2 separate regions of the Homo sapiens genome follow, and region 2 is linked to region 1. A link is a loop called in an ENCODE intact Hi-C map of the cell type or tissue named here. Cell type or tissue: natural killer cell. All regions are shown on one strand. Links, peaks and the distances in the headings refer to the core of each region. The heading gives the core; the rest is flanking DNA.

Region 1 (9,116 bases), core at 2,908-5,407:
TCCCCTTGGGGGTTGTTTGGGAATGTGTCGGGGGGTATTTTGGGTTGTCCAGTCAGATTTTATCAGGCAGAGAGCAGTGATGCTAAGCTTCCTGAAACACACAGGACAGACCTGTTCAGTATAAGATCTCCTCACCCCAAATGTCCAAGGTGAGTTTAAATGGACAAATATTACCCAATACCTCCCTCTCAGTCCTGATGGCCCCTCCTAGGAACTTCACTTATCTCTGGATGAAGCAAATCTTCTGAAACACACAATCACCTGGTAATGCCACAGGGTGACTGACCTCAAAATGGCTCCCACAGTGATCTGTGGCACAACAGGACCACCTAAATGAGTCCAAAGACCTGGATTCAAGTCTCATTCTATCATTTCCTAGTGGTGTGGCCTCTGCTGAGTGACTTAACCTCTGTAAGCCTCAGTTTTCAGATCAGAAAAATGAAGATATGAAAACATACCTCACAGGGCTGTGCAGATTAAAATAGACGATAAGTGTGCAATCACTGCAAATAAAAAGCTCCATACACATGATACTTATTACGTGTATATGACCTGCTGCTTCTGCTGTCTGAGACACTTAGGAGAACGAGGCCTAAGCCTGGTTCCCAGAAGGCTAGGAAGTGAGCTTTGCTCTCCAAAATCATGCATTCGTTTATGAGTTTAGAGAGGACAATTTGTCTCTCCATTTCTTGGGCACATATGTAGGACACTCATTTTGAAGGCTGTGCATAACAGATGTCAAACATTCATGTTTCTAGGAAGAATGCCCCAAAGAAGTTACTGATTGTCTCTTCTGGCTTTTGGTAGTGCCTGGCCCTGATGGAGATTCAGGGCAGAGATGTTGCAAAGAAGGTGGGAGAAAGGCATCATTGTGATAAGCCCTGGAAATATAAGGGGCAATGTGGGCGTGGGGGGTAGGGTTTGCTGCCAAGTGGAAGAATTAATAAAGTTTTCAAATACGCACCGGCCCGGGACCTGGGATCAAACACACAAACAGCTAGGGACTTGCACAGCAACAAGAGAAGGCTGCTGAGGTTCTTAACAGAGGGGCCTAGGTGGTAGAGGTGGTGGGAGTGGGGAGGGCTGATCCAGGCAGACTGTGTATAAATGCTGGCAGGAATTCAGGAATGAGAGGGGTTGTGCCCGTGTGGAAAGTAGAGAGAGGTGTCTTCATGGTAAGTGGACTGGGGGAGGAGCATATCTTTGAAGGAAAGGCCGAGAAGGAGATGTCAGAGGGAGAGCCAAAATCAGCGTTTCTTAAACATGGGGCCACTGCTACTTTGAGTAAATTTAGTAAAATGTATTTGAACAAATTTAGTAAAAGTCTCAATATTTTAAACCATTGAGTCCTTTACCTACTGGTCTATTTATAAATCAGGGATCCCAAATTATTGGCTTGATCAAATTGGCAAAATTACTTATTTTATTTAAAATTAAAAAATAATACATACTTATTGTAGAAAATTTAGAAAATAGAGCTAAGCAAAAATAAGAAAACTTAAGGCACTCATAGTCCCACCACACAGAGATAACCATGGTTAACATTTTAGTGAGTTTTCTTCAGACACGATTATACATTTAAAATATAATAAATGAGATCATACTTTATATAATTTTTTTCACTTGCTATACTGCTAGTATCTCTCTAGCTTGGCTGAACTTGCTACTTGTCAATGGTTTGTCATCTGGCAATTTCAGGGTGCCCCTGTGGTAGTAGGAGATGGTGGACGGGTCGGGGGTGGATTGGGCAAGGGTTTCCAGGGGCAAGCGCTCATTGTGTTCAGTTAACCTGGAGACCTGATTCATATCCTCTTAGTGACCAGGAAGGTGACTGTTCCTGATGGAAGGCCAAACAGCCAGAGAGCCAAAGGAAAAGGTTACGTCTGTTTGAAAACAATGCTTGATATCCTTGTGGATGAACCATGGACACTTTGAGCTGTGCTTCCTTACACAGGCTTCAGTAGAAATGCTACTTAAAGAGATATTGGTTGCCTTTGTGTTGTTTATGTTGTAGAAAAGAACACACACACACACACCACACACACACACGCACACGCACATACGCAGCCATCACTCATAACCCCACAGAGATAACTGCTTTGACTTTTTGATTTTTTTTTATGCTTGGATCTTTCGTTCCTAATTTAAAATAATTCTGCCAACCAGAGTTTCCTATTATTACCATTTTGGTGCCATTATTTTTAAAACCAAAATTGTAGTTATTCTGATTTGGAGCTTCTTTATCTTCCTGTAGTAACCAAGTGTTTTCCTTAAGCCACTGGATAATCTTCTACATCATTTCAAACAGGTACCTGATAGTCCACTGAATGGATTATAAGGATGAAAAATAATCCTTTGTCACTGAGCATTTAGGTTATTTCCAACTTTAGGCTTGTTTTCCAATAATGTTTATAATATTAAAAATAAAATTAAGCAAATAGTTGTGCAACCTGCAAACAAAATCATGATCACTGAATACCCTGGTTATTCTTTTATGAGACGGAGCATGACATGGAAGAAACTCAGGAGACGGACATCCCACTGGCTCTGCTTTTGAGGATGTAGTTTAGTCTCATCCTCGTTTTACAGTGTAGAGAACTGAGAGTCAACAAACTTGAGTTACCTCTCCCAACCACAGAACAAGCAAATCATAAAACCCGAAAGTCTCTGACTTGCTGTCTTATGCCCTTTATTTGGTTAATATTGATTGATTGATTGATTGAGACGGAGTCTTGCTCTGTCACTAAGGCTGGAGTGCAGTGGCGCAATCTTGGCTCACTGCAACCTCCACCTCCCAGGTTTGAGCGATTCTCAGCCTCCTAAGTAGCTGGGATTACAGGCACGCGTCACCACAACCTGGCTTATTTTCGTATTTTTAGTAGAGACGGAGTTTCCCCATGATGGCCAGACTGGTCTTGAACTCCTGACTTCAGGTGATCTGCCCACCTTGGCCTCCCAAAGTGCTGTGATTACAGGCATGAGCCACTGCGCCCAGCCTATTTGGTTAATATTTAAATCCAATATTCTTAGATCTAAAAATACAAATAAGAAAAAAGGTGAGGGTTGTTGCTGATAATAATTCCAGCATCCTTTCTACCTGAGACTTATAGAATCATATTTCTGTTATTTAGATACATTTCCACTTATTTTAGGGATGGTGCCCTGGAAAGATACCGTATGTATTTGGTGTTGTCAACCTACACGATTTTGGTTTTAAATCTTTTCAATGCCTTTTTAAATTCATGCTGGCAACTTTTTGCAAAAACGTTTTTACCTGTTGCTATTGCATTATTCCATCCCCTTCCATTTTGGTTTCTATTTCTGTTAACTCTTGCCACCACATCATCACTCTGAGTCCTCAGGTTCACAGTGTTTATTATGGCTTAGACTCTTCTCATATTTAATAAAAGGGCCTGTTCATGTCTTTCATCGGGTTTGCAATAATCTCAGTATCATGCACATCCCTGAGTCTAGCATCTGTTCTCCCTGACTTTGCAATTTTGAATTCTGCTATTGTAACCTTCAAAGTGGTCCACATCACATCAGTGTGAAGTCGAACAGATGCCATGGCACAATGCAACTGGCTTTACTCTCTTTATGTGCTCAACCTATTCGGTGGTAGATGTGACACGACCCTCCCTCCACTCCCCTGTCACTTTTAGTAGTCTAAGCCTTCTGCTTTCTCATCACCATTGTATCTTCAAGGACTTCCAATTCCAGGAGAATGATTTAAAATCCTGTGAAAAAGAATCAGTGCTTCAAAACCTCTCTCTGTCATTCTTTTTAGGTCAATAGAAATGTTCATTTATGTGATTATTTGCAGTGCAAATACGATTATTCAGTGATGTTTTGAGCACATCATATCTTGCTAGTTTATTATTCCACAGTTTGCAATGACTCTTTGCAGAAGGAAGATCACAAATTAGATTAAGGAATATGTTTCATTTCCTTCGATCTAGGACACGGATAGGACTTCAGAGACTCCAGCAATTCTCCTTTGTCTTGCTTTTCAGACTCACATAATAGAACATCAATCTTGCAAAGGATCTCTCTGCCAAAACCACTGAGTTTAATTTAATGCACTACTTGGTCAAGACTGGAAGTCTTTATCTTCCATCCTCCATTAATATATCAATCTTAAGCATGACTGAAAAATGGGTACATTACTCGTAAAGATAAATTTGTGCATGTGCTCAGAAATGTCTCCTTTAGAATAATCAATAACAGATGTCCGATTGCCTCATATTTTCAGGTTTGAAATGTGACTTTATTAATGTAATAACGAATTACAGGACATAAACAGAAAAAAACCCAAACCAACCAACCCCCACCTACTTCCATGATCTGATTCAGGGAACTGAGTTGAAGAAAGGTATTGTGAGGTGCTTTGGTGCCCTCTGGTGGGTAATCATCTGAACAACACAGACGGTGTTTTAGTCATAGTTCATTTTGAAGGGGCCTTGGAAATCTGTTCCAATCCCCAAACTATAGGAGACAAAACAGAGCCCACGGGGCCCAGTGACTGGTGCAGAGTTCCAGGAAATCGTAATCCCGTGTCAGTCTAACTTGAAGCATTCTTGTTAAGGTTACTGGATAAGTATATAATTATCATATATTTGAAATTGTTTTCAGAAAATATTATCAGAAAAATTCTTCCACAGAGTAATTTTGGTGTGGAATGATCTGATGTATTTTATGATAACTTTTAGACAATGAAATTATATTTTAGAAGTGAATTATAGTCAGTTTAAATACTTACTAAATTCTATGAAAGTTTTGAGAAAAATTATTCAATATATTATAGATAGAAAATGTGACATTGATAAAATAGAAAAATTGCCAAGCTTTAACCAAACATCTGTTGAATGGAATTTTTTTTTTAACCATTGGGAAGGGAAAATACACCACATTATACTGTTGGATAAGACAAAACTTCTACACATATTCCTATAGCTCTATTTATCCATTTGACCATAACGTGCATTTTCATGCAATTTAAAATATTAATAAATGTGACTTTTCCAGAATATTTGGAGATTTTAGGCTTTTTTCTTTCTTCTTTAATTTATATTCTTTGAGTATCTCTCCTGACTTGGGGACATGTTTGGTAGAATTCCATATTTTAATGCTAAACTTTTCTTCTGATACAATTTAAATTCCAGCAAGATTTAATCAAAACTGCTAGAAGCTTAAAAACATACAGAATTGAATTATGGATTGTGTATACCAGTGGGTTGGAGTTGTTTTAATTTCTATTTTTCTTTCTCTTTCTGCCTCCTTAGGCTGTTGAATTTTACCATGTAGACAAGAGATCTAGGGAAAGAGGAGAAGGGAAGATATAAATCAAATTACACTTTGCAATCATCGTTTGAAGATTCAAATTCAGACGTGAAATCAATTGTTTAGAGAGGACATTTATGTTCAAATTGTAATATAACATCGTCTGTCTCAAACTTGGTTTGGGGTTTTTTTTTTACATATTAAAATTTCAGATTATCTTCAAATGTTGCTTGATTTGATTCAATCAGATTTGGCAACTAAAAAGTCCTAACAACAACAGCAAGAACATCTACATCTCGTTGAGAATGGACTAGGTGTGAGCCACTGCACTTGGCCTTCTCTATATTGCATTCCCTGAAACCTAAAACCGTATCAAAAGTGACACATCATCATTTTATATACCCCTTAGAAAAAAAGTGCAACTGAAATATTGCTAAATGATTTAATATCACATAGAATGTCATTGTATATATATTGAAAGAGCTGTATTAGGCTTAGCTAGACATTGATTCTTTTATCAGATATCACTCTTGTGCATGTATAAAAAGGTAAGTACGAAGAAATTGAGGTATTTCTAAACGTTTTTTGCATTCAGTCTATCTTCACTGAATCACTCTGACTCAGAATTGTTGAGGTTCTTGTTTCACTACCAGTATTGTCTTCTGTGGGTAGCACAGCATTTTTTAGAAGATGCCTATTATCTCCCATGCCACTGATACCTCTTCTGCAAGGCTTGGCATGCCGTGAAGCATTCTTGAGGTGTCAGCAGAAGGTTTCCAGAGAATAACCAGGACCCAAACTCCTTTCTCAAATGGTTCTGAGAACTTTGTTATTGTTTTCTGTCATTGCTGAAGATAATTAAAATTTCTCCGTGGCAGAGCCCTGCTGCCCAATTACAAAAATAACATCAACAGATCAATCTCCACAATCCTGAAGCAATCATGGCAGCTTTGATGATTTTGGTACAGGATGTGGTGAAAAATGTTATGGAATTCATCTTTATTTGTTTTTCAGAAATCACAATCAGAGCCCACTTACATTTTATGCGTACTTTCACACATTGTGTAGTGTCTTGTGTATTTCTTTCACCTCCACTGGAAGTTGAGTTCCAGTCATGCTACCAGTGTTAGCGAGTTTGTGCATGGACAGGCGATGATAGCTACATGCAGCTACACTCTTACGGATGGCAATTGTAAGATGCTGTAGATTGTAAGATACACTTCCATTTTGGAGATGTCAGACATGGGGAGACATAATTTTTTGAATCAGTGAAGTATGATGTGGTACTCTTTAATTTCCATTATAACCTTGTGAGGTAGATACTGTTTTCTCTAATTTACGGATTATTCAGTGAAACTATAGCACTAAAGGAAGATTTAAGAATACAGAGAACAGACTTTGCAAGAGGAATGGTTGCTTTGAGTTAGTCCTTTCTAAGCAATTAGAAGAAATGAGGAGTGATTGTTTCAGTTCATGGGACCTGGTATTAGGTATGTATCCTATTTACAAAGAAGTAAATTTATGATATATATTGTCTTTAGTGGGCCCAGAAAAAAAATGCACAGAATACTGAAGAATGTGTAAAAGTACTGATAAAATGTAACTGACCTCTAGTTTTGATTTCTGAAAAACAAATAGAGATGCATTTCATAACATTTTTTTCATTGTCTCCTGTACCAAAATCATCGAAGCTGCTGTGATTGCTTCAGTATTGTGGAGACTGAACTTTTGATGTTATTTTTGTAATTGGGCAGCAGGGCTCCTCCATGGAGAAATTTTAATTATTTTCAGCAAAGATCCAAAAGCTTCTTCAGAGAGAAGTGCTTCACAGCAGGAAATGGTGGCTAAGAGATTCATCCTATCGAAACAAGAATGTGTCAACAAATTTTCCCAGGCGTGTGCCAAGGAACTGCCTAAGGAATTTAAGCTGCCTGCAAGTTGTCACCATCTGGCCACAAAGGATACCTTTTATGAGAAAATCATGTTGTTATTCCATAAGGCAGTCATTATTTTATGTTGGCCACATTTCATGCAACTCAGCCCTCTGTTTTTAATGTGAAGACATTGGGTAGAAGTAATATCTTTTTGTCTCTTTGGGGGGCAGAGGGGAGTGAGTACCCCTGACATATAGTGGGTAGAGGCCAAGGATGTTGCTAAATATGTCGCAGTTCACAGGACAATCACTGCCTCTCTGTCCCCGCCCCCAACCAGGAATGATCAGGCCCAAAATGTCAATAGTGCTGAGATTGAGACATCTCAGTCTAGCCCCTTATAGTACTTCAGCTCCTACAAAATAGCATCTCTTCTGGAAAGCCTTTTGGGTGCCTCTTCCATGAGCTGCCTGGCATCCTATGCTCACTGCCTTCACAGAACTCATTATTCTGTTCTTGGTCTCTATTATGTCCTTAGAAACTGGCATTGTGCTTGAATACATTACATTGGTTACAAATGAATGACAGAAATTTAATTAGAACTAGCTTAGGCAAAATAAAGAATCTCAGGAAATATTGAAAAACCCAGCTTCAGCAAGGTCCGAATCCATTTCCTCCTCAGCTTCTGCATCCTAGTCTTCCACTTTTTTGGGAGCTTCAGTTTGATGGCAGAGCCTCAGTTGAGGGCATATATGTTTAGGAGAGTAATGAGTTCTTTTTCTTTTAAATTGCAACATACAAGATGAGAAAAGGTCTTTATATTGTTACAGGGAATTGCCAACAAGAATAGAGAATAGTATAAGAATATCTTTGGATCCATCAGCTGGCTCCAACAACCCTCAACTCATGGTTTATCCTGCATCATTCATATCACTACATGCTTCCTCCATCCTTCCCAAGCCCCTGGAGAAATTTTATCTACAAAAACTTGTTTCTGAAAGACAGGACTCTTAAAAATCACAATACCATTATCATACCTTAAAAATGAGCACTATTTCCTTAATAACGTGAAATATCCAGCAATGTTTACATTTTTATGATTTTTAAAATTTATCCATTCATCCATTTATAATTTACAGGTTTTTTGGAGGCAGGATTCAAATAAGGTTTATGTGTTACAATTGGTTGATAGACCTCTTAGGTCTCTTTTTAATCTACAGGTTTACCCCCCACCCCGTCTCTCCCTTTTTTTTCCTTGTAATTTCCTCACTGAAAAACTGGTTATTTGTGCTCTTGTGTTTCCCACAGTCTGAATCTTGTTGATTGCACCCCCATGGTGTGGTGCTGATTAATGAACTTCTCTGTCCACTGTGTTTCTAGAAATTGGCAGTTACATTTAGAAGTATGATCAGATTCATATTCAATCCCCTTGGCAGCACTATTCCATAGCGGGTGTCAGTACTTCTATCTTAAGCTTTGTAATGACTGTCTCTTTTTGTGATATTAGTAACCATTTACCTATACTTCATTAGAGATTGCAAAGTGGTGATATTCCAATCCTATCATTCCTTCTTAGTTAATTAGCCAGTATAATCTACAACGAGAACCCCCTGAGTCAATTCTTAAGTCCCTCTGAGGTTTAATTTGTATAGGAATGGCAGGATAAAGGCCCAATTATTTTCTTAAAATAGTAAGTTGAACTTTTTATTACTGTCCAATGGTGACCAATGAGGATTACTTTTTTTCATAGACTTGAACTTGTTGGATATGTTTTCTTCCATTGTATATATCATCTCATTTATTTATTTGTGAAAGTCTCACTCCATCACCCAGGTTGAGTGCAGTGGTGCGATCACAGTTCACTGCAGACTTGACCTCCCAGGATCAAGAGATCCTCCTCGCAGTAGATGGGGCTGCAGGCATGCACCACCATACCACACCATTTTTTGAGTCGGGATCTTGCCA
Region 2 (9,116 bases), core at 3,887-6,386, 240 kb before region 1:
GTTTTCCTCTGGGAACCAATACAGCACAGCAATTCAGATCATGGGCTCTGGAGCTAGATTGCCTGATTTCACATCCCAGCTGCACTACTCATTCATTCTGTGAACTAGGGCAAGTTACTTAACCTCAGTTTAATCATTGGTAGATTGGAAATAACAATAGCGCTTACCTGCTAGTGTTGTGAGCATTGATAAAAAGAATGTATGTAAAACATTTAGTACCTTGCCTAGCATGTGTTAGGCTCTTAGTAAACGTGATCTATGGCTATAAGATGAATAATTAGTGTATACATAGTAGGAAAATGAAAGGTGCAAGTAATTAGTGTTGACTTCTTAATCTTTTAGAAGATTTAATGAATTATATGAGTGCTATATCTAATAGCAATAACGAGCAAAGAGGTGAGAATGCACTTAGACATAGTGATTAAGTAAAAATATTGCATGCAATGTTCCTTTTATTATTTCTTGAAGCACCAGACATTGTCTCTAGCATGATAACCTATATACACATATCAAATATGTTAACCTACAAATCACAACTAACTTCTCTTTTGATGTCCTTTTGCAGAATTAATTCTATGTGTCGCAGGTTTCAACAGCTTAAGAAAATGGGATGTTTCTTCCTGTTGGTCAGAAGTTCCATCTCTTACAAATATGCATGGCCAGTATTCTCTTGAGCAGTTTCATCTAAACATGATCACTTTCTTTGTATATGGGATATGCTCATATTTTCTGTCTCACCTTGCTCAGTTTGTACCCTACTGCTATCATGTTTACAGCATACTTATAAAAGCTTATTAGACAAAACTTGGAAAATGTGTTCTAATAAGAAGCTATCACAATAGCGATTTTGTGACCACCATACATTTAAGATGTTTTGGGTTTTCTTCACTTTAGATTGTAGCAGAGCGTCAGCAGGAGTATAAAGAGAAACTCCAAGGGATATGTGATCTTCTTACCCAAACTGAAAACCGCCTAATTGGTCACCAAGAAGCCTTCATGATTGGAGATGGCACAGTTGAGTTAAAGAAATATCAGTCCAAGCAAGAGGTAGAATTTGGTTTTCTATCAGCAGATCTATGTTGATGTTATGTTCGATTACTATCATTTGGAAGTCAGTGAAGATTATTGAAAATACCAGTAATTTTAGCTTTTTAGAAGCAAGGCATACCCAAGACGCCCTGGGCTTGAGCTTTAAACTTTATACTAAAAGTTAGATTTCCAACTTCAAGCAAGCTAGGTAATTTTTTTGACTTTTTTTGGTAAGAGATATTGAGTGGAGGAAATATTAAAGGGGATTTGATAATGAAAATACCTTGTGTGATGAATTAGAATTTGGATTCATTTAAGGCCAACCTACTTACTACTTGCAAATCAGAGGAAATAGCCATCACTTTGGGTTCTTTCTCTTTCTTAGCTCCTTCTTACTCCTTCTTTCTTGTGATTTGTTCCTTTTTATTGAAGGAAAGGGCAAAAATAACAGTAACAACAGATAAAGATATCTTTATTTTGGTGTCAGGACAGAGAACATTTTCATTGTAAGTAGATAGCTCCTGGTTCAGATTCCAGACTCTATACATTGTTAGCTTTATAACAGTCTGTCACAGCCTCAGTTTCTTCATAGGTCACACTTTGTTACATTATTATAAAAGTTAAGTAAATATTGTGTAAGTCACTAGCACAGTTAAGGTCACATAGTCATGGCTCAATTAATAGGATTTCTTTCAATTCAAATACTTCTAAGACAAATTTGAAGAAGATTAAAATAAAGTATGGAAAAAATAATATTAAAACTCAGTATCATATAGAGAATGAAAATGCATGATAAAGGAGGAAAAGAAGAGGAAAAACTACATGGAAAAATCTAGACATAGGAAAGCTATAACTACTAAGGAGAGATCTTAATCTTGAGGTACCTAGCAGCTAGGCAAAGAAGCAAACATTACATATTACAGATTCTGGTGTTTAGAAAAGGAAAGTATCTTAGTTCACTGGGAAAATTAGTTCATTTTTATCCTGAGTGATAAACACATTAAAAAATAAAAGTTTAGAAACAATAAATATTAGCATATATTTACAAGCCTTTGTACATGTGCTCATATAATATTAAAAAATCTGGTGTGTGCAAATTTATATAGATCATATACTGAATACTTATGTGTTTTCAGTGTTTCACTGACTGCATTCTTTCGTTAAACATGAAAATTCATGCTTTTCTTTAATATTGTTTGAGTTTCAAATTATATTAAGTATTGTGATTGAAACTCAAATTAACATACTCAATATGTTTATTCAAGCTACATATACTAGACTCTCTCTGTACTCACTCTGTCTTTTAGAATTACAACTCTGGAAGAACTAAATAGGTAATAATTTAATAAAATATATTTTTTCCTTTTGTGTTATAAGGAATTACAGAAAGATATGCAAGGAAGTGCACAGGCATTGGCTGAAGTAGTGAAAAACACAGAGAACTTCTTAAAAGAGAATGGTGAAAAGCTGTCACAGGAAGATAAGGCTTTGATTGAACAGAAACTTAATGAAGCTAAGATAAAGTGTGAACAGCTTAATTTAAAAGCAGAACAGTCTAAAAAGGAGCTGGATAAAGTTGTGACAACAGCAATCAAGGAAGAAACTGAAAAGGTCCTTATTCAAATATGTGGTGCACTATTGCTATGTCAAAAAGCTTAACAGCTACTTGATTTATTATTAATATCCAGTGGTAGTAAATAAGGATTATCACTAAGGATTATTATGGGATTCTGGGTTTCCAGGTACATAATTGACCAAGTACTACAAAAGGTTTGAAGAGTTGGCTTTGCTTAACTTTTTCTTAATATTTAAGTGAGGTTGTGAAACTTTCTTCTTGTGAAATGTGTGATCACTCATCAATTATAGTTAAAATTTTGGAATGTATTTTTAAGAACAGGGGAAACTTCAAAGTAACTGCCTGTTGCTCTGAGGTTTAATTTCAGTTGTTAAGTTTTCAATTGTGTCAGTTTTTAGTACCCTCATTCTAATTTAAAATGTTCTAAGTATTTACTTTTGGAATGTCTTAAAACTATGCCTTGGCCCACGTTCTGAATTCCTCCTGTGAACTTTCCCTTCCCAGGTAGCAGCAGTGAAGCAGCTGGAAGAGAGCAAAACCAAAATAGAAAACCTTTTGGACTGGTTGTCAAATGTTGACAAAGACTCAGAAAGGGCAGGGACAAAACACAAACAGGTAATCGAACAGAACGGGACCCATTTTCAAGAAGGTGATGGCAAGTCAGCAATTGGAGAAGAGGATGAAGTTAATGGTAACCTGTTGGAGACTGATGTTGATGGGCAAGTTGGAACCACTCAGGAGAATCTGAATCAGCAATATCAGAAAGTTAAGGTGTGTTGTTATAAACATATGATATCGTTCAATTCTATTTCCAGGTTGGTAAAGAGAGAAATAACCTAGCACATGAGTTCTTTTCAAACCTTACTGACAAAAGAGGTTTTTTTCTGTGTTCATCATGTCAGATATAAATTATTATGAGAGTTCTAAGCAAGTCAAAAAATAATGAGAAATAAATTGTAGAGTTGGCATTCTCCATGTAAGTGAAGTAGAATTATTATAAAGATTTAATAATAATAGTTAACATTTATAGGACAGTTAAAGTGGGCACTCTTCTAAGTTCTTTCCATTTTAACTCATTTTGTCTTCCCAGTTACTCCTTGGGGTTTTTATTTTCATCTTACAGATGAGGAAACTGTAACTGACAGTATTAAAGTAGCTTTCTCAAGTTACATATCTAGAAAGGGCTGGAATTTGGATTTAAAACTAGGCCATATGTTCACTCTGCTAAGTCTGAATCTGTGTTCTAAGAGAACAATCTTTTTTTTTTTTTTGAGACAAGGTCTCACCCTGTCGCCCAGGTTAGAGTGCAGTGAAACAAGCATGGCTCACTGCAGCCTCAAACTCCCTGGCCCAATTGATCCTCCCACCTCAGCCTCCTGAGTAGCTGGGACTACAGGTCTGTGCTGCCATGCCTGGCTAATTTTTGTATTTTTTGTAGTGATGAGGTCTCTCTATGTTGCCCAGGCTGCTCTCGAAGTCCTGGGCTCAAGCATTCCGCCCACATCCTCCCAAAGTGGTGAGATTACAGGCATGAGCCACTGTGTCCAGGCTAAGTTGAGCTCACTTAAGTTCTTTCTGAGCTCAGCTCACCTATTCAGTTAAGGCTATTGTTGAGAAGAGATATAAAAGCCCTTCTACCAATTTACTCCATGACATAAATTAAAGCTAACATTAATGCTACTATAAGAGCAAAGGCGACTTCTGTAGAACTACTTTTAAAGTGTCACTCATTTTATTTCAATATTTGGCTTTTGACAGACGGTTTCTGGACCTCAGAAACTTTTGCAGGTCTATTTATTTTGTTCCTACCCTTCATATTTGGAATCTTTGGAATAGGGTACTCCCTGTGAGGTTCTTATAGAAAATACAAATTAAACCAGAAGAAGAATGGGAGTATTTACTGCTCACAATTTTAACGGGCTATTATAGGACCTTATTATGAAAAATAAAGTCTCTTAAAATGAAAAATCTAGTGAATTCCTAAAGGAACATTGTGAGTCAGTTACAAAGAAGTCAGGAAAAGTTAGTAAGTTGACCAAAGTAGTGAGAAATACTGGTGGGTAGACTTAAACATAAAGATATCACACAGGAAAGCCCTTGGTTTTAGGCACAGTGTGGCATTTCCCATCTGATCATTTTACCTCAAAGAATATGGGAATCTGTGCTTTAGAAAATCCTAATCTGGGCCAGGCGTGGTGGCTCATGCCTGTAATCCCAGCACTTTGGGAGGCTGAGGCGGGTGGATCACAAGGTCAGGAGATTGAGACCATCCTGGCCAACATGGTGAAGCCCTGTCTCTACTAAAAATACAAAAATTAGCTGGGTGTGGTGGTGCGTGCCTGTAATCCCAGCTACTTGGGAGACTGAGGCAGGAGAATCGCTGGAACCCAGAAAACAGAGGTTGCAATGAGCCAAGATTGTGCCACTGCCCTCTGGCCTGGCGACAGAGCGAGACTCCATCTCAAAATAAATAAATAAATAAATAAGTAAATAAATAAATAAAAGAAAGAAAGTCCTAATCTGGCAGCATGGAGAGAGGGCCAAAGCACCTGAGCCAGGAACGTCTAGCTTTCAGTAGTTGTCCCATATGTCCTGGGCCAAGCCATTCTCTTCCTTCAGCCTAAGAGTCCTCATCTGTAGGAGGAAGGGGATGGATCTGATCATTTATATGGTGTTGCATATGTCTGTCCATGCTATTTTGTGCAAAGCCCTTCTCGGGGTGGGGTGGGGGTAGCATATGAATGTATTTCAAATACCAAAAACACAAGTCTGTGGGAAAGAAGTTAGTTAAAAATATTTACTATGTGCCCACTAGGTGGCGGGCACTGTTATAGACAGTGAGGATACCAGTGTTAATGAGCCAGTTCTGAGCTGACTAATTGGGATCAGACTTACAAGTGAACGGCTGCCCCATAGCAGTGCTTCTAAGGAAGTCCTTTTCACAGCATAGAGTTATTCTTACTCAGCTCCTGTGTGCCAGCACTGTTCTAAGTACTTGGGATTACACAGTGAGCAAAATAAATTCCCTGTGCCCCCCTTGCACACTAGTTAGTGAGAATGTTACAGTAGACAATAACTAAGTTATATGGTAGGTTAGAAGGCAGTGAGTACTAAGGGAGAAAAGGAGTTAGGTAAGGGTGGTTGAGTGTGGGGTGGGGGACCAGTTTTCAGCATTTAAACGGGACTCAATGGAGATGGGTGCAATTAGCCAAGCAGATATCTGATGAAAGAGCTGTAACTAGACAACAACAGGAGAAAAAGCTCCTAAAGTGTTTACCAGGGTGGGGATGGAGGTAAGGGTGGGAGCAGCAAAGAATCTGGAGGTAATAAAAGGGGCTCTGGGGTAATGGGAGCGGGTCATTTGGCTCCATGTAAGCCATTATAAGAAATGTGGGAAATTGCCCAGAAGGATTAGTATCCTTTTTGCCACACTTGTATGGCAAATTGGGGTGAATGGAAGAAGATGCTTATGGCTGGAGGGAAAGGGACTTCACCTACCTGATGCCTCCCTGCTTCCCTGAAGACTGAGGGGATCAGTAGCTCTGCACACCTGTGACTTGCCTGCAGCACACCTGCCTGGGAGCCCTGCCTTCCTGCCTTCAGAGTGGATTTGAATTTCTGGCACATGCCCAGCTCTGCAGGAAGTGCTCTACATATGTGATCTCATGTACTCCTTAACAGCAACCTGTGATGTGTAGGAGTTATTGTCTCCATTTTCACATGCAGGAAACTGAGGCCCAGTGAAGCTGAGTAGCTCCAGGATTCTCTTTTATTATATCTGCTTCTCTAATGTCCATTGGGCTTCTCTGAATGTACAGTGTTCTTGCTTAGTTATTTTTGAAACCTTTTTAAAGCTTAAAGTTACAGATTCTTTTTCCCTATTTAAAAGTTTTTCCAGGATCATTTCGTAATAAAAAATATTATACTTGTTTGTCCAAAAATTAGGTAAAGACATTCTTTTTTGGGTAGTTGTGAGAAAGCAGGGAATAAAATGAGATCAGATTATAGACACTTATTTTAAAATTGGAATAGAAATTGGTTTTTCTAAACTTCTGAAAAATGGTGTCTGTCCTATCTGATTAAGTACATAGAGAAGATTGGAAATTTTCTTTAAAATAAGATTAGCATGCTCAAAATGCCTTGTTATTCTGAAATCCACCAATAAAAGGGAGTACGGTATAGCTTGAAAAGGGGAATGAGAAGCAAGTTGTAGCCCTGTAGATCATTGAAACCTGTCAGTCTTGAGGCGGCAAGGAGCTCCCTGCAGGTGTTACCCCGTTACTGCTTGAAGATTATGATCAATTTGTTTTCACATAGGCCCAACACGAGAAGATCATCTCTCAGCACCAAGCAGTGATCATAGCCACTCAGTCTGCACAAGTGTTGCTTGAGAAACAGGGTCAGTATCTCTCTCCTGAAGAAAAAGAGAAACTGCAAAAGAACATGAAGGAACTGAAAGTGCATTATGAAACTGCACTGGCTGAGTCAGAGAAGAAAATGAAGTTAACTCACTCTCTGCAGGAAGAATTAGAAAAGTTTGATGCTGACTATACCGAGTTTGAGCACTGGCTACAGCAGTCAGAACAAGAACTTGAAAACCTGGAGGCAGGTGCAGATGACATCAATGGTTTAATGACCAAATTGAAGAGGCAGAAGAGTTTCTCAGAAGACGTTATTTCTCACAAAGGTGACTTGAGATACATCACAATTTCTGGAAACAGAGTGTTGGAAGCTGCCAAATCTTGCAGCAAGAGAGACGGTGGCAAGGTTGATACTTCTGCAACCCACAGAGAAGTGCAGCGCAAGTTGGATCATGCTACTGATCGGTTCAGGTCTCTCTACTCTAAGGTAATGTTATTTTGATTTTTTAAGGGAAAAGTCAATCTGCAATTATAGTTTTCAATTATAGTTTTGGAACAAGAGGCAAGAAACCTAAAATCCAAAACAGGAGGAAAAGGTAGCTTTAGCCTACTTCTATTTTTTTTTTTTTTTTTGAGAAGGAGTCTCACTCTGTCGCCCAGGCTGGAGTGCAGTGGCGTGATCTCGGCTCACTGCAACCTCTGCCTCCCAGGTTCAAGCAATTCTCCTGCCTCAGCCTCCCGACTAGCTGGGACTACAGGCATGTACCCCCACGCCCGTCTAATTTTTTTTCTGTTTTTAGTAGAGATGGGGTTTCACTGTATTAGCCAGGATGGTCTCGATCTCCTGACCTCGTGATCCGCTCACCTCGGCTTCCCAAAGTGCTGGGATTGCAGGCATGAGCCACAGTGCCCAGCCTTCTCTCTATCTTATTCACCTGCTTTACTTCTGAACAATGTATTTAAATATGAGAAACTTAAAGTTACTTTAGTTTTTGAGAGCATGATTTCCAGAAGTCCCAGCTCTCAAATGCTCTAATATCCAGTGTGACCACAAGATGGCGGTTGTGCATTGACTCTAAGCAAAAACAGATGCTTGCAGCCTCTCAAGCTTGGGAACTGGTTTCATCTCAGATTATCCTCTTCACAAACACTGCAGGTGTTTGTCTTGTATATTTGATCAGTATGTTATTTTAATACTTAATGAATAAAAGACTGTTTTGCTTGTTTTACTTCTGTGGTCAAGTAAAAGGTTTTTTTTGAAAAAAAAAAATCTAAGAAAATATTTACTGGTTTGTAATATAATCTGAACAGACTTGCCAAGTTGCATAAATGATTTAAAGACCATCACTGGCTCTTGGACTTTGCTCCATTCTAATATAGACTCTTTGTCTTCCTTTTGTTAATTAACTTGTGCAACATATAGAAATTTATTAAGCACCTTTAAAACCCTTCCATCAAATCGATATCTATACACATGGTGTATCAAAATCTCCTTCCTCTGATGATTGATGTCTTTATCTTTTATTCTATGTTAAGACTCAGCTCTTGTAAATATGTTTTTGAATTGGTATAAATCCAGAACTATCTCTTTATTTTATGGTTACTTTTTGGCTTCTTATAGGGTACCTCTTCATATAAAGGAGGAAATCTTAGCCCAACAGAGTTTTTATTAACTTTGGTGGAAGTCTGGTTTTTTTTCCAAGTTACATATTTTATAGGTCCTAAGATTATTTGATGCATATGAAAATAGTGGGTTTTAATCTCCTACCCCTTTTCTCTTTTGATTGTTAGTGCAATGTTCTTGGAAATAATCTTAAAGATCTGGTGGATAAATATCAACACTATGAAGATGCTTCATGTGGACTTCTTGCTGGACTCCAGGCCTGTGAGGCCACAGCGAGCAAACACTTATCTGAACCTATTGCGGTGGACCCCAAAAATCTTCAAAGGCAATTAGAAGAGACCAAGGTAAAAAGCGAGAGAAAGATCCACATTTCCAGTAGTCTTACTGAAAGGCTTCCAATTTCTCACACTTTTGTGATAGTTTCAGCTAAGAGAGGGGAACAAATGATGTGAAAAGTATACTTCTGCCTCCAGAGGTAGTTTTGACTCTATTTCTCCACAGTACATTCTTTTTTTTTCCGAATTTT

What was found. A loop is a pair of places that touch in the nucleus more often than their neighbours do. Peaks named below come from ENCODE experiments on the same cell type or tissue, not always from the same donor. Only the 100,000 strongest peaks of a DNase experiment are listed, where the experiment ranks them.
Region 2: it touches region 1 in a loop (16-fold over the local background); 103 of 110 quality-filtered maps call a loop at or near these places.

What each region holds. Positions count from the first base shown.
Region 1 is chr6:56,354,699-56,363,814 of GRCh38, reverse strand. It overlaps a transcript of COL21A1 not described here. Among named protein-coding and RNA genes, the nearest start is that of COL21A1, 110 kb to the right of the region's middle. In natural killer cell, for the core only: CTCF peaks have their summits at 4,196 and 4,399 (motif pointing left); a DNase peak (open chromatin) is centred at 4,384.
Region 2 is chr6:56,592,000-56,601,115 of GRCh38, reverse strand. It overlaps DST (dystonin), which reads left to right. Exons shown (of 104, transcript NM_001374736.1): 45 at 895-1,047; 46 at 2,407-2,640; 47 at 3,110-3,376; 48 at 6,923-7,453; 49 at 8,758-8,934. Among named protein-coding and RNA genes, the nearest start is that of DST-AS1, 250 kb to the left of the region's middle. RefSeq lists an enhancer at 6,966-7,225. In natural killer cell, for the core only: CTCF peaks have their summits at 5,236 and 5,446 (motif pointing right); DNase peaks (open chromatin) are centred at 5,435 and 6,225.